Linked DNA regions of Homo sapiens: region 2 is linked to region 1. Evidence: read pairs that join two places in POLR2A ChIA-PET (ENCODE). Cell type or tissue: A673. All regions are shown on one strand. Links, peaks and the distances in the headings refer to the core of each region. The heading gives the core; the rest is flanking DNA.

Evidence for each region. Peaks named below come from ENCODE experiments on the same cell type or tissue, not always from the same donor. Only the 100,000 strongest peaks of a DNase experiment are listed, where the experiment ranks them.
Region 2: POLR2A ChIA-PET joins it to region 1 with 9 read pairs; 3 of 35 experiments call an interaction of 5 or more read pairs at or near these places.

Annotation. Positions count from the first base shown.
Region 1 is chr12:122,410,589-122,416,552 of GRCh38, reverse strand. The region is part of intron 1 of CLIP1 (CAP-Gly domain containing linker protein 1); the gene reads left to right. Among named protein-coding and RNA genes, the nearest start is that of CLIP1, 9.1 kb to the left of the region's middle. RefSeq lists enhancers at 198-317, 358-417. In A673, for the core only: no CTCF peak of the experiment used is centred there; DNase peaks (open chromatin) are centred at 2,872 and 3,412; H3K4me3 peaks cover 924 bases; H3K27ac peaks cover 3,381 bases.
Region 2 is chr12:122,039,656-122,045,619 of GRCh38, reverse strand. It overlaps BCL7A (BAF chromatin remodeling complex subunit BCL7A), which reads right to left. Exons shown (of 6, transcript NM_001024808.3): 4 at 1,567-1,734. Among named protein-coding and RNA genes, the nearest start is that of LINC02985, 21 kb to the left of the region's middle. In A673, for the core only: no CTCF peak of the experiment used is centred there; no DNase peak of the experiment used is centred there.

The DNA.
Region 1 (5,964 bases), core at 674-5,673:
TCCTGAGCTTAAGTGATCCTCTCATCTCAACCTCCCCAGTAGCTGGGACTGTAGGCTTGTACTACTGTGCTGACTATGTCATGTTATTAATGATTTTGATGAAGATAAAGATATGGGGGAAAATGAGGCTCAAAGAATTTCCCTAATTTGCCTAAAAGTCCACACAGCTAGTGAATAGAAATTGAGCCCAGTTTAGGTTATTTTAAGTAATGTACAGAATACCTTGGCAATGGCACAAAGGCCAGCCCAGTACTTGATGTTCAGATGTGCTATTGAGTGTATACTTTCCTATTTCTATCCATCTGTTCAGGACTGTTCAGGACTTTTTTTTTCTATCACCCAGGCTGGAGAGCAGTGGCGCTATCTTGGCTCACTGCAACCTCTGCCTCCCGGGTTCAAGCGATTCTCTGCCTCAGCCTCCTGAGTAGCTGGGATTACAGGCGCCTGCCACCACGCCCAGATAGTTTTTGTGTTTTTAGTAGAGACAGGGTTTCACCATCTTGGCCAGGCTGGTCTTGAACTCCTGACCTCATGATGCACCCACCTCAGCCTCCCACAGTGCTGGGATTACAGGCATGAGCCACCGTGCCAGGCCCAGGATCTTGCTTAACTTTGGGAGGCCTGATAACTTGATATTGGTGTATATAGCTTTTTCCTGGAATTGCGCACCTTGTAACAAAGCCGTCCTTTTTAGTCTTAAAGTTTTATAGTTCAAAATCTATGGGTTTTTTTTTGAGATGGAGTCTCCCTCTGTCACTCAAGCTGGAGTGCAGTGGCACGATCTTAGCTCACTGCAACCTCTGCCTCCCGGGTTCAAGCAATTCTCCTGCCTCAGCCTCTTGAGTAGCTGGGATTACAGGCACACTCCACCACGCACGGCTGATTTTTGCATTTTTAGTAGAAACAGTGTTTCACCATTTTGGCCAGGTTGGTCTCAAACTCCTGACCTCAGGTGATCCACCCGCCTTGGCCTCCCAAAGTGGTGGGATTACAGGCGTGAGCCACTGTGCCTAGCCAAAATCTATGTTTAATAGAAAACTTTAGATAACACTTTTTTTTTTTTTTTTTTTTGAGATGGAGTCTCACTCTGTCGCCCAGGCTGGAGTGCAGTGGCGCCATCTCGGCTCACTGCAAGCTCCGCCTCCCAGGTTCACGGCATTCTCCTGCCTCAGCCTCCCGAGTAGCTGGGACTACAGGCGCCCGCCACCACACCCGGCTAATTTTTTTGTATTTTTAGTAGAGATGGGGTTTCACTGTGTTGGCCAGGATGGTCTTGATCTCCTGACCTCGTGATCCGCCCGCCTCTGCCTCCCAAAGTGCTGGGATTACAGGCGTGAGCCACTGCGCCCAGCCACTTTTCAATCTTAATTGGAAAGCAGTGTCAGTCGTCAGTATTTGCCAAGATACGAGTTTTTAGATAGCTGTTTAGGGAGGCTTTAAACTATTAACAGCGTCTTATGTTTTTTTAAAAAATTATTTATTATTATTATTTTTTGAGACAGAGTCTCACTCCGTCGCCGAGGCTGGAGTGTACTGGTGTAATCTTGACTCACTGCAGCCTCCACCTCCTGGGTTCAGAGGATTCTCATGCCTCAGCCTCCTGAGTAGCTGGGATTATAGGCATGCGCCACCATGCCCAGCTAATTTTTTTTTAGCATTTTTAATATACATAATGTGTTTCCCATATAGGCGGAACTCAAAGAATCCGTATGCTTTAAGTTGGCATTTGAGTTACAATGCACTCTTAAGGGAAACCATAATGACCGATGGTACTGTACAAGAATTTTGGGCTGGGCGTGGTGGCTCATGCCTGTAAATCCCAGCACTTTGGGAGGCCGAGGCGGGTGCATCACAAGGTCAAGAGATCAAGACCATCCTGGCCAACATGGTGAAACCCCGTCTCTTCTAAAAATACAAAAAATTAACCAGGCATGGTGGCAGGTGCCTGTAATCCCACCTACTTGGGAGACTGAGGCAGGAGAATCACTTGAACCTTTGAGGTGGAGGTTGCAGTGAGCTGAGATTGCGCCATTGCACTCCAGCCTGGGCAAAAAGATAGAAACTCCGTCTCAAAAAAGAAACAACAAAACAAAACAGATATTTGGCCAGGTGCAGTGGCTCATGTCTATAATCCCAGCACTTTGGGAGAGTAAGGCAGGAGGATCGCTTGAGTCCAGGAGTTTGAGATCAGCCTGGGCAACACATTGAGACTTCCGTCTCTACAAAAACTTAAAAAAACTAGCTGAATATGATGATACATGCCTGTAGTCCCACCTACTTGGGAGGCTGAGGCAGGAGGATCTCTTAAACCCAAGAAATCTGATCCCAGGAGGCTACAGTGAGCTGTGTTCACGCCACTGCACTCCAAGCTGGACAACAGAGTGAGACCCTGTCTCAAAAAAAACAAACAAACAAAAAACAAACCCCCAAAACCAAAGTACACATATTAAAGTGTACAATTCAATCAAAATTAAAAAATAAAAACAATTTCAAGGAAGAGTGACCTCTTCAGGTTTCAATCAAGGGAACAGAGGGAGACTTTTTTTGTTGCTTGTAGTTTGTCAGAGTGTAATTAGCCAACCTTGAATTTGGCTAGGACATCTGGGGTAATATCCTGGCCCTGGCACCAAGTACCAAGGAATCTTGGCCACAATGAGTAAAGAGCTTTTTTTTTTTTTCTTTTAATCTCCATATGGCACTTCCAGAAGGACATATTCCACTAGCACTAACTCAATGGGTGGGTCTACTTTTTAATTGTCTATTTATTGTGGTTCAGCAACAAAATCTTAAAAGTATGCTTTCAAAATCTCTCAAAAGAGGAAGTAGTCATATTACAGAATCCCTATTGGGAACCCTCCTTGGTGTCTCTTACCCTGGGGAAGTTTATTCTCATCCACCTCTTTGCAGGAATGCTAATGAGACTACAGGCAGACATTTTGCTGCCCTAATGTTTTCTATAAGCGTAAGCTCTAAAATACTTCCGACTTGAATTAAGCAGTTTGGTGTTTGTTTGCTCCTTTGCTTACTTATGTCTAAGTATGATTTGGATAGATCCCAGTTTAACTCTGCCCCTTTTTAACACTTAAAATTGCCGAGTCCTTGATTTATAATATCTTCTCCGAAGTTAAGGCCCAGAAGATCCAGATGTTCAGGGTGTGCAAATCATCCAAAACTTGGGTTTGATGTATAAAGGGAGGCAATATAATAAGTCTTTTTCCCCCCGATTCTAAAAATCCCTTCTTTTACTCAAGTATTGTAGTGAAATATTTGGCATATTCTCCCCCTCTTCTCAGGAAAGATAAGAGTCAGTAGGGATGTTTTCCTGAAAATCTTTTAATCAAGGCCTTTGACCTCTTGCCTCCTCTCTCTTCCTGATTTACCCCATATAATGACTTTTTATTAGAGACATTATGTTCTAATACCTTAAAGCAGGAAGGGACCTATTTAGACTTTTCCTTTCTAGACCGTAAATAAACTTTATAAGCAGGGTGATTTTTTTTATAGCCTAAGTGAAAGAAAACTTATTGCCTGGGTTTCTGAAAAGTGGGTGTCTTTATTACATGAAACCATGTGACTAGTTTCTGTTGAAAGGGATACGTAGCTTGCTTAGGTTGTCATCTTGAGAATCTAGTCAAGTTTAGATTTTAGAAAATGTTTTCCAGTGAAGTTTTTTTTAGGGTCTCAGGTTTATTTTTTTCTTTATGTATTAGTTTTAAGATGGGCTTTACATTTTAGTAACATAATGTTCTCTTCTTAAAATATGTAGGTTAATTGTATAAATTATAAAATTTGCATAGATACAAAAACACAGAAAAAAACAAATTATCCATGATGCTACTGCCCAGAGGAATCTTTTTGATACTTTAGAGTATGTACTTTGGTTTTTTTTTGTTTTTTAGAGACGGAGTCTCGCTCTGTCACCCAGGCTGGAGTGCAGTGGCGTGATCTTGACTCACTGCAACCTCCGCCTACCGAGTTCAAATGATTCTCCTGCCTCAGCCTCTTGAGTAGCTGAGATTACAAACACGTGCCACCTTGCCCGTCTAATTTTTGTATTTTTAGTAGAGACGGGGTTTCGCCATGTTGGCCAGGCTGGTCTCAAACTGATGACCTCATGAAATCCGCCCACCTCAGCCTTCCAAAGTGCTGGGATTACAGGGGTGAGCCACCACGCCTGGCCTCAGTCTTCTTATTAAAAAATTTTTTTGGCCAGGTGTGGTGGCTCACCCCTGTAATCCCAGCACTTTGGGAGGCTGAAGTGGATGGATCCCGTGAGCTCAGGGCAACATGGCAAAACTCCATTTCTACAAAAACAAAAGTTAGCCAGGGATGGTTGTGTACCTGTGGTCTCAGCTACTCAGGAGGCTGAGGTGGGAGGATTCCTTGAGCCCAGGAGGTTGAGGCTGCAGTAAGCCATGATTGTGCCATTGCACTCCAGCTTGGGTGTCAGAGTGAGAGCCTGTCTCTTAAAAAAAAAAAAAAAAAAAAAAAAGAAAATAACTGGTTGTAGATAGTAAGTAGGAAAACTGCTAAGTACACCAGTTTTTTAAAAAATAACAGCTTTATTGAGATATAATTCATATGCCATACAGTTTAGTAACTTAAAGTATACAATTCAGTGGTTTTTTAGTATATTCGCAGTTATGCACCCATCACCATTATCAGTTTTATTATATTTTCATTTTTTTTCCTTTTCTCCCATTTGGAAAAGTAAGTTTTAATATATTTTTGTCATCCCCAGAAGAAATCATGTATCCATTAGCAGTCACTCCTTATTTCTGCCAACTTTCCCAGCCCTAGGCAGGAGGCCAGGAGTTTGATGCCAGCCTGGGCAACATGGCAAATCTACTCTCGTCTCTACAGATTTGTTTATTCTGGACATTTCTTATAAAGGGAATCATACATTATGACTGGCTTCCTTCGCTTAACATAGTGTTTTCAGGGTTCCTCCATGTTGTGGCATGCATCTGCCCTTGATTCCTTTTTATGGTTGAGTAATATTCTGTTGTGTAGATATACCCCAATACCACATTGTGTCTCTTCATCACTTGATGAACCTTTGGATTGTTTCTACTTTTTGTCTCATGAATACTGCTGCTGTGAGCATTCATGTATAAATTTTTTGTTTTTGTTTTTGAGATGGAGTTTCGCCCTTGTCTCCCAGGCTGGAGTGCAATGGCGTGATCTCGGCTCATTGCAACCTCCACCTCCTGGGTTGAAGCAAATCTCCTGCCTCAGCCTCCCCAATAGCTGGGATTACAGGCGCCTGCCACCACACCCAGTTAATTTTTATAGTTTTAGTAGAGACAGGGTTTCGCCATGTTGCCTGGGCTTGTCTCAAACTCCTGACCTCAGGTGATCCGCCCACCTCAGCCTCCCAAAGTGCTGGGATTACAGGCGTAAGCCACTATGCCTGGCTCTTGTGTCTAATTTTTTGTGTAGACATATGCTTGCTTTTATGTTGGGCCTATACCTAAGAATGTTATAGAATTGCTGGGTCATATGCGAACTCTACCTTTTGAGGCAGTACAATACTGTTTTCCAAAGTGGTTGTACCACCAGCAATGAATGAGGTTCAGCTTGTCCAAATCCTCACCAGCACTTCTATGTCTTTTTGATTATAGTCATCCTAGTGAGTGTGCAGTGTGGTATCTCATCGTGATTTTGATTTGTATTTACCTGGTGGCTAGTAATATTGAACATCCTTTCATGTGCTTATTGGCCGTTTGTATAGCTTCTTTGGAGAAACAAACCTGTTATCTTTTTCTTTTTACCTTCAAAATATTACTTATAAGGCCGGATGTGGTGGCTCACGCCTGTAATCCCAGCACTTTGGGAGGCTGAGGTGGGCAGATCACTTGAGGTCAGGAGTTCGAGACCAGCCTGGCCAACATGGCAAAACCCTGTCTCTACTAAAAATACGAAAATTAGCTGGGTGTGGTGGCACGTGCCTGTAATCCCAGC
Region 2 (5,964 bases), core at 708-5,707, 370 kb after region 1:
AGAGACTCAAAATAAACACACACAAATATTTGTGTACACATTCACACAATCACACACACACTCTCACACAATCACCCCATCATCTGTTCTTAATCCTTCAGATCATGTCACCCAAGCCCCCAGTGGCTCCCGTCTTACCATGAAAACCCAGGCCAGGCAGTGGCCTTACGAGCCCCCCACACCTGAGGCGCTGCCTGCTGTCTGACCCCGTATTATTATTAACTTTTTAAAATTTTTCTGAGACAGAGTCTTGCTCTATCGCCCAGACTGGAGTGCAATGGCACAATTTCGGCTCACTGCAACCTCCGCCTCCTGGGTTCAAGTGATTCTCTTGCCTCAGCCTCCTGACTAGCTGGAATTACAGGCACATGCCACCACACTCTGCTAATTTTTGTATTTTTAGTAGAGACAGGGTTTCACCGTGTTGGCCAGGCTGGTCTTGAACTCCTGACCTCAAGTGATCCGCCTGCCTCGGCCTCCCAAAGTGCTGGGATTACAGGCGTGAGCCACCGCGCCTGGTGCCCATCTTATTTTCCAGCTCCTCACTCACTCTTACCTCTGCCCACACTGCTCTCCTCCCAGATCCCCACATGGCTTGCTCAGTCGCCCAGTTTGAGCCTTGTCTTATTCAAAGGCCGCCCCGACCACCCCATTTAAAACTGCAACTCTCCAGGTCATTCAGCAAGACCCCCCACCCCTTTCCTACTTTATAATTCTCTGCCACACTTATCTTCCTAATACTAGGTTGTCTGATTTTTAAATACATTTAAAATTTATTAATATAATTATATTTTGAGCCAGGGTCTCACTCTGTCACCCAGGCTGGAGTTCAGTTGTGTGATCACGGCTCACTGCAGCCTCCAACTCCTGAGCTCAAGGGATACTCCCGCCTCAGCCTCTTGAGTAGCTGGGACCACAGGCACATGCCACCATGCCCAGCTCATCTTAAAGCATTTTTTTGTAGAGACAGGGTCTTGCTATGCTATCCAGGCTGGTCTCAAACTCTTGGCCTCAAGTGATCCTCCTGCTTCAGCCTTCCAAAGCATTAGGATTATAGGTGTGAGCCACCATGCCTGGCCAATTGTTTGATTTTTATTTATTTACTTATTATTGAGACAGGGTCTTATTGTCACCCAGGCTGGAGTGCGGAGGCATGATCATGGCTCACTGTAGTAGTCTTGACCTCCTGTGCTCAAGTGATCCTCCGACCTCGGCCTCCTGAGTAGCTGGATCACAGGTGTGTGCCACCACACTTGGCTATTTTTTTTTTTTTGGTAGAGATGAGGTCTTGCTATGTTGCCCAGGCTGGTCTTGAACTCCTAGGCTCAAGCAGTCCTCACACCTTGGCCTCCTAAAGTGCAGGGATTACAGGCATGAGCCACTGCACCTGGCCTGTCTGATTTTTTTAATTCCCCCACGAGACCATGTACTCCAGGTGTCACCTCTCTTTACTGTCTCCTTGCTGGGGCTGGCACATGACAGGGCCTCCTGGAACACCTAGCCACAGACTGCCTGAAGGCCGGTTACAGGGAGGCCGTCAGAGCCCCACCTCCAGAGGCCACATACCTTCAGCTCCTGGGTGCTCCTTCCCATCAGCCTGGGCCTCATCCACCTTGGCCTCGGTGCCGTCGCTGGGCACAGCCGAGTTGGGCTCTGGAGCGGGGCTGGAGTTGCTGCTGTTCTCCTGTTTGATGGGGGAGGCATCTGCGATGGAGCTCTGGTTGCTGTTATCGTCTGTAGGGGGTGGGAACAGAACCACAGGATGAAATCCCACAGCTGCCAAGGACGGGTAGGTCAGAGGGCTCAGCATCCCTGTGCCTCAATGCCCGGAACCCCATGGCAGCTCTCCCGGGGAGGGGTCTGGTTACCGTTTTTTTTTTTTTTGAGACGGATCTCGCTCTGTCAACCAGGCTGGAGGACCGTGGTGCAATCTTGGCTCACTGCCTCCACCTCCCGAGTAGCTGGGATTACAGGTACTTGCCACCACGCCTGGCTAATTTTGTATTTTTAGTAGAGATGGGGTTTCACCATGTTGGCCAGACCCGTCTCGAACTCCTGACCTCAGGTAATCCTCCTGCCTCGGCCTCCCAAAGTGGTGGGATTACAGGCGTTGAGCCACTGCACCCGGCCGTGTGGTAGGGGTCTGGATACTGGATACGCCTCCTCCTGGGACCCCTGAGCTCACTCCCGCCCCCTGACCCCCACCCACCCACCCACCCAAGCACCACAGCCATCCCATGTGTCCAGAGAGGCAAAGAATTCCGGCACTGGCCTGACCTTCCCCACACTGAGCCAACTGTACCCTGCGTCTGGAGGCAGCCAGCTGGGGATGGTGGCCTAACATATTTAAAATCCTGGGGGGACATTTGAGGCCTCATTCTGGGTGTAGAAACCAGACGTCTTGTGTGTCTGGCAGGGAAGCGATACAGAAGACACGGCATGGTCCGTGAGGCGGGATTGCCAAGGCGTTCTGTCTGACTGCATCCAGCCTGGAGCTGAGTTCCACTTGATAGGAAATAAAAGGGAGAGAGAGACAGCGGGAGGTGGCATATTCCACGGGACACGTGGTCCACTCCCTTAAAGTCAGTATCATATTTAAAAAAAAAAAAAAGTTGGGGGAGGGGAGATGACTTTAGAATAAAGAAAGCTAGGAGACTCGACTAAATATGATGTATGGAAATGATTTGGATCCTGTTTCAAACGTGCCAGCTGTAACACTTTGGAACAATTGGGGAATTTGAATATGGTCTGGGTTTTAAAAGCTATTAAGGAACTGTTGTTAATTTAGTTAGAAGTGATCATGGGACAGTGGGTATGTAGAAACGTCATATTTTCAGCAATGCATGCTATGACGTTTAGGTGCAGACTTGAATGTCATGAGGCAGGGAAATTTACCAGAAAATACTTCAGTGCAGGCTGCCGGCCACTGTCAGGACTCCCTGAACTTTTACACTTTTTTTTTTTTTTTTTGAGATGGAGTCTTGCTCTGTCGCCCAAATTGGAGTGCAATGGCGCGATCTGGGCTCGCTGCAACCTCCACCTCCTGGGTTCAAGCAATACTCCTGCCTCAGCCTCCCAAGTAGATTACAGGCGCCTGCCACCATACCTGGCTGAGTTTTGTATTTTTTAGTAGAGACGGGTTTCTCCATGTTGGCCAGCCTGGTCTCGAACTCTTGGCCTCAGGTGATCTGCCCACCTCAGCCTACCAAAGTGCTGGGATTACAGGTGTGAGCCATCACACCCGGCCACTAGCTGTGTATTTTTTATATGTGAATTATATTTTAATTACAAAAATCTAACACATTGAAAAAATAGATGAGACAAATGTGGCACCGTGTTCATGAAAATCAAGGTGGAGTGTACAGGGGGATCGTATTCCTCTCTCTACTGTTCTTGACAACAAAACCCTTCACAATACAAAGAAGAAAGAGAAGGGGTAATTGGGCAATGGCATTTACAGTTGGGCTGGGGGCAGAGCTGGGGCCCGGGCTGCACCTCCCCTTGTCCTGCACCCCCTTCTCAGGCACAGAGTCACTCTATTTATTTTTTTGAGATGGAGTCTGTCACCCAGGCTGGAGTGCGGTGGCGCGATCTCGGCTCACTATAATCTCCACCTCCTGGTTCAAGCGATTCTCATGCCTCAGCCTCCCAGGTAGCTGGGATTACAGGCATGCACCAACATGCCCAGTTAACTTTTGTTTTTATTATTTTTTAGTAGAGACGGGGTTTCGCCATGTTGGTCAGGCTTGCTCTTGAACTCCTGACCTCAGGTGATCTGCCCGCTTCAACCTCCCAAAGTGCTGGGATTACAGGAGTAAGCCACCACACCCAGCCATTTATGTATTTTTTATTTTTAGAGACAGGGTCTTGCTCTGTTGCCCAGGCTGGAGTACAGCAGCACAATCATAGCTCACTGCAGCCTCGAACTCCTAGGCTCAAGCCATCCTCCTGCCTCTGCCTCCTGAGTAGCTGGGGCCACAGGCATGTGCCACTGCATCTGGCTAATTTTTAAGTTTTTTGTAGAGATGGGGTCTCACTATGTTGCCCAGGCTGTCTTGGACCCCTGGGCTCAAGTGATCCTCCTGTCTTGGCCTCCCAAAGCACTGAGATCATAGGCCTGAGCCACTGTGCCCAACCTAGGAGAGTCGTTTTAAACAGCAGAGACCCAAGTGGAGGTTTCAAAACCAAAGCAGCCTTTCTGGGGGCCATGCTGCACCCGGGGCGATGGCCACTTTTGTAAACATGAGAAAGAGACAGAGACACCCCAACAGACCTGGGCACCTGCCACCATGCCAGGCACTGGGCAGAAGCATTTATGGACACCTCGTGGAATCCTCCCCACAACCCGTTGGAAAGGCACCGTTACCACCTTCACTTTCCGGAGGGGGAAACTGAGGCTGGGAGCAGCAGAGCCACTTGCCGGACCCATCTGCCCAACTCCCAGCCCCACGCCCCTCCTCTACCTCAACCTGCCGAGGAAGCACCAGGCAGTCAGGCGGCCCCACACGGGTAACCTGGATCTGATTTTAACTGTACTCTGGGGTGCTCGTTACACAAAAGCATCCTCTTGTGAATTCTGGGACTTAAAAAAAAAAAAGAAGGATGTGTGCTCCCCGATTTCTCCCTTGAGAAAAACTAGACTTCCTTCCTATGGCAAGCACACGCGCAAGAGGCTGGCCCCGTAGGTTCCTGAGGCTCTGTTAATGAATGACAATGAGCACTAATGTTTAACGTCTGGTCTAGCCTGGTAGCCTGGTAACAGCGTGACCCTGATACTTGGGCTAACTTCAGCTGAGTCTTGTGGACTAAAGGGCCCGGGGCACCGCCCTCTCCTTCATCCCCTGCTGTACCCATCCTCCCACTTGAAGCCTTCCAGAAAACTTGCCCGGCCCACACCTTTCCCTGACCTTCCCATTTACACACTCTGCAGTCTGACTGGCTTTCGGCTGCACGTGCACTAAAATGAAAATCAGAAAGTCAACAGGGCACCTGTGTCTGGGGACCTGGTTTGTTCAGCATCCTAGATTTTTCTGGAGAGTTTATCCAGGTCACAAATCTGGATCTTTTGGTTTTTTTTTTTTTTTTTTGGAGACACGGCCTCACTCTCTTGCCCAGGCTGGAGTGCAGTGGTGCAATCTTGGCTCACTGCAACCTCCCCTTCCCGATTCAAGGGATTTTCCTGCCTCAGCCTCCCGAGTAGCTGGGATTACAGGTGCCCACCACCATGCCCGGCTAATTTTTGTATTTTTAGTAGAGATGGGGTTTCACCATTGTTTGGCCAGGCTGCTCTCCAACTCCTGACCTTAAACGATCCTCACAACTTGGCCTCCCAAAGTCCTAGGATTATGGGTGTGAGCCACCACGGCCAGCCACAAACCTGGATTCTGTCTTCAAAGAACCAACCTCAAATGCCATCAATGGCACTGGAAGTTATGAACTTGCTAACCATGCATGTTACTTCACCTCACTGGGCCTTAGTTTCTCCATCTGTAAAATGCGGTTGGTTATTAGACTCAAATGAGGCAATGATGTAACGGGCTTAGCACAATACTTGGCACATTGTGACGGTTTCATAAATGTGAGCTGTTAACATGCCAAGGTTTTTAAAATTTTTATTATAGGCTGGGCACAGTGGATCATGCCTATACTCCCAGCACTTTGGGAGGTTGAGGGAGGAGGATTGCTTGAACTCAGGAGTTTGGAAACAGCCTGGGCAACATAGCAAGACCCTGTCTCTATTTTTGAATACAGTAAAATAATTTTTTTTTTTTATGGAGTCTTGCTCTGTCGCCCAGGCTGGAATGCAGTGGCATGATCTCAGCTCACTGCAACCTTTGCCTCCAGGTTCAAGTGATTCTCCTGCCTCAGCCTCCCAAGTAGCTGGGATTACAGGCGTGTGCCACCACACCCAATAATTTTTGTATTTTTAGTAGAGATGGGATTTTACCATAGAGACCAGGCTGG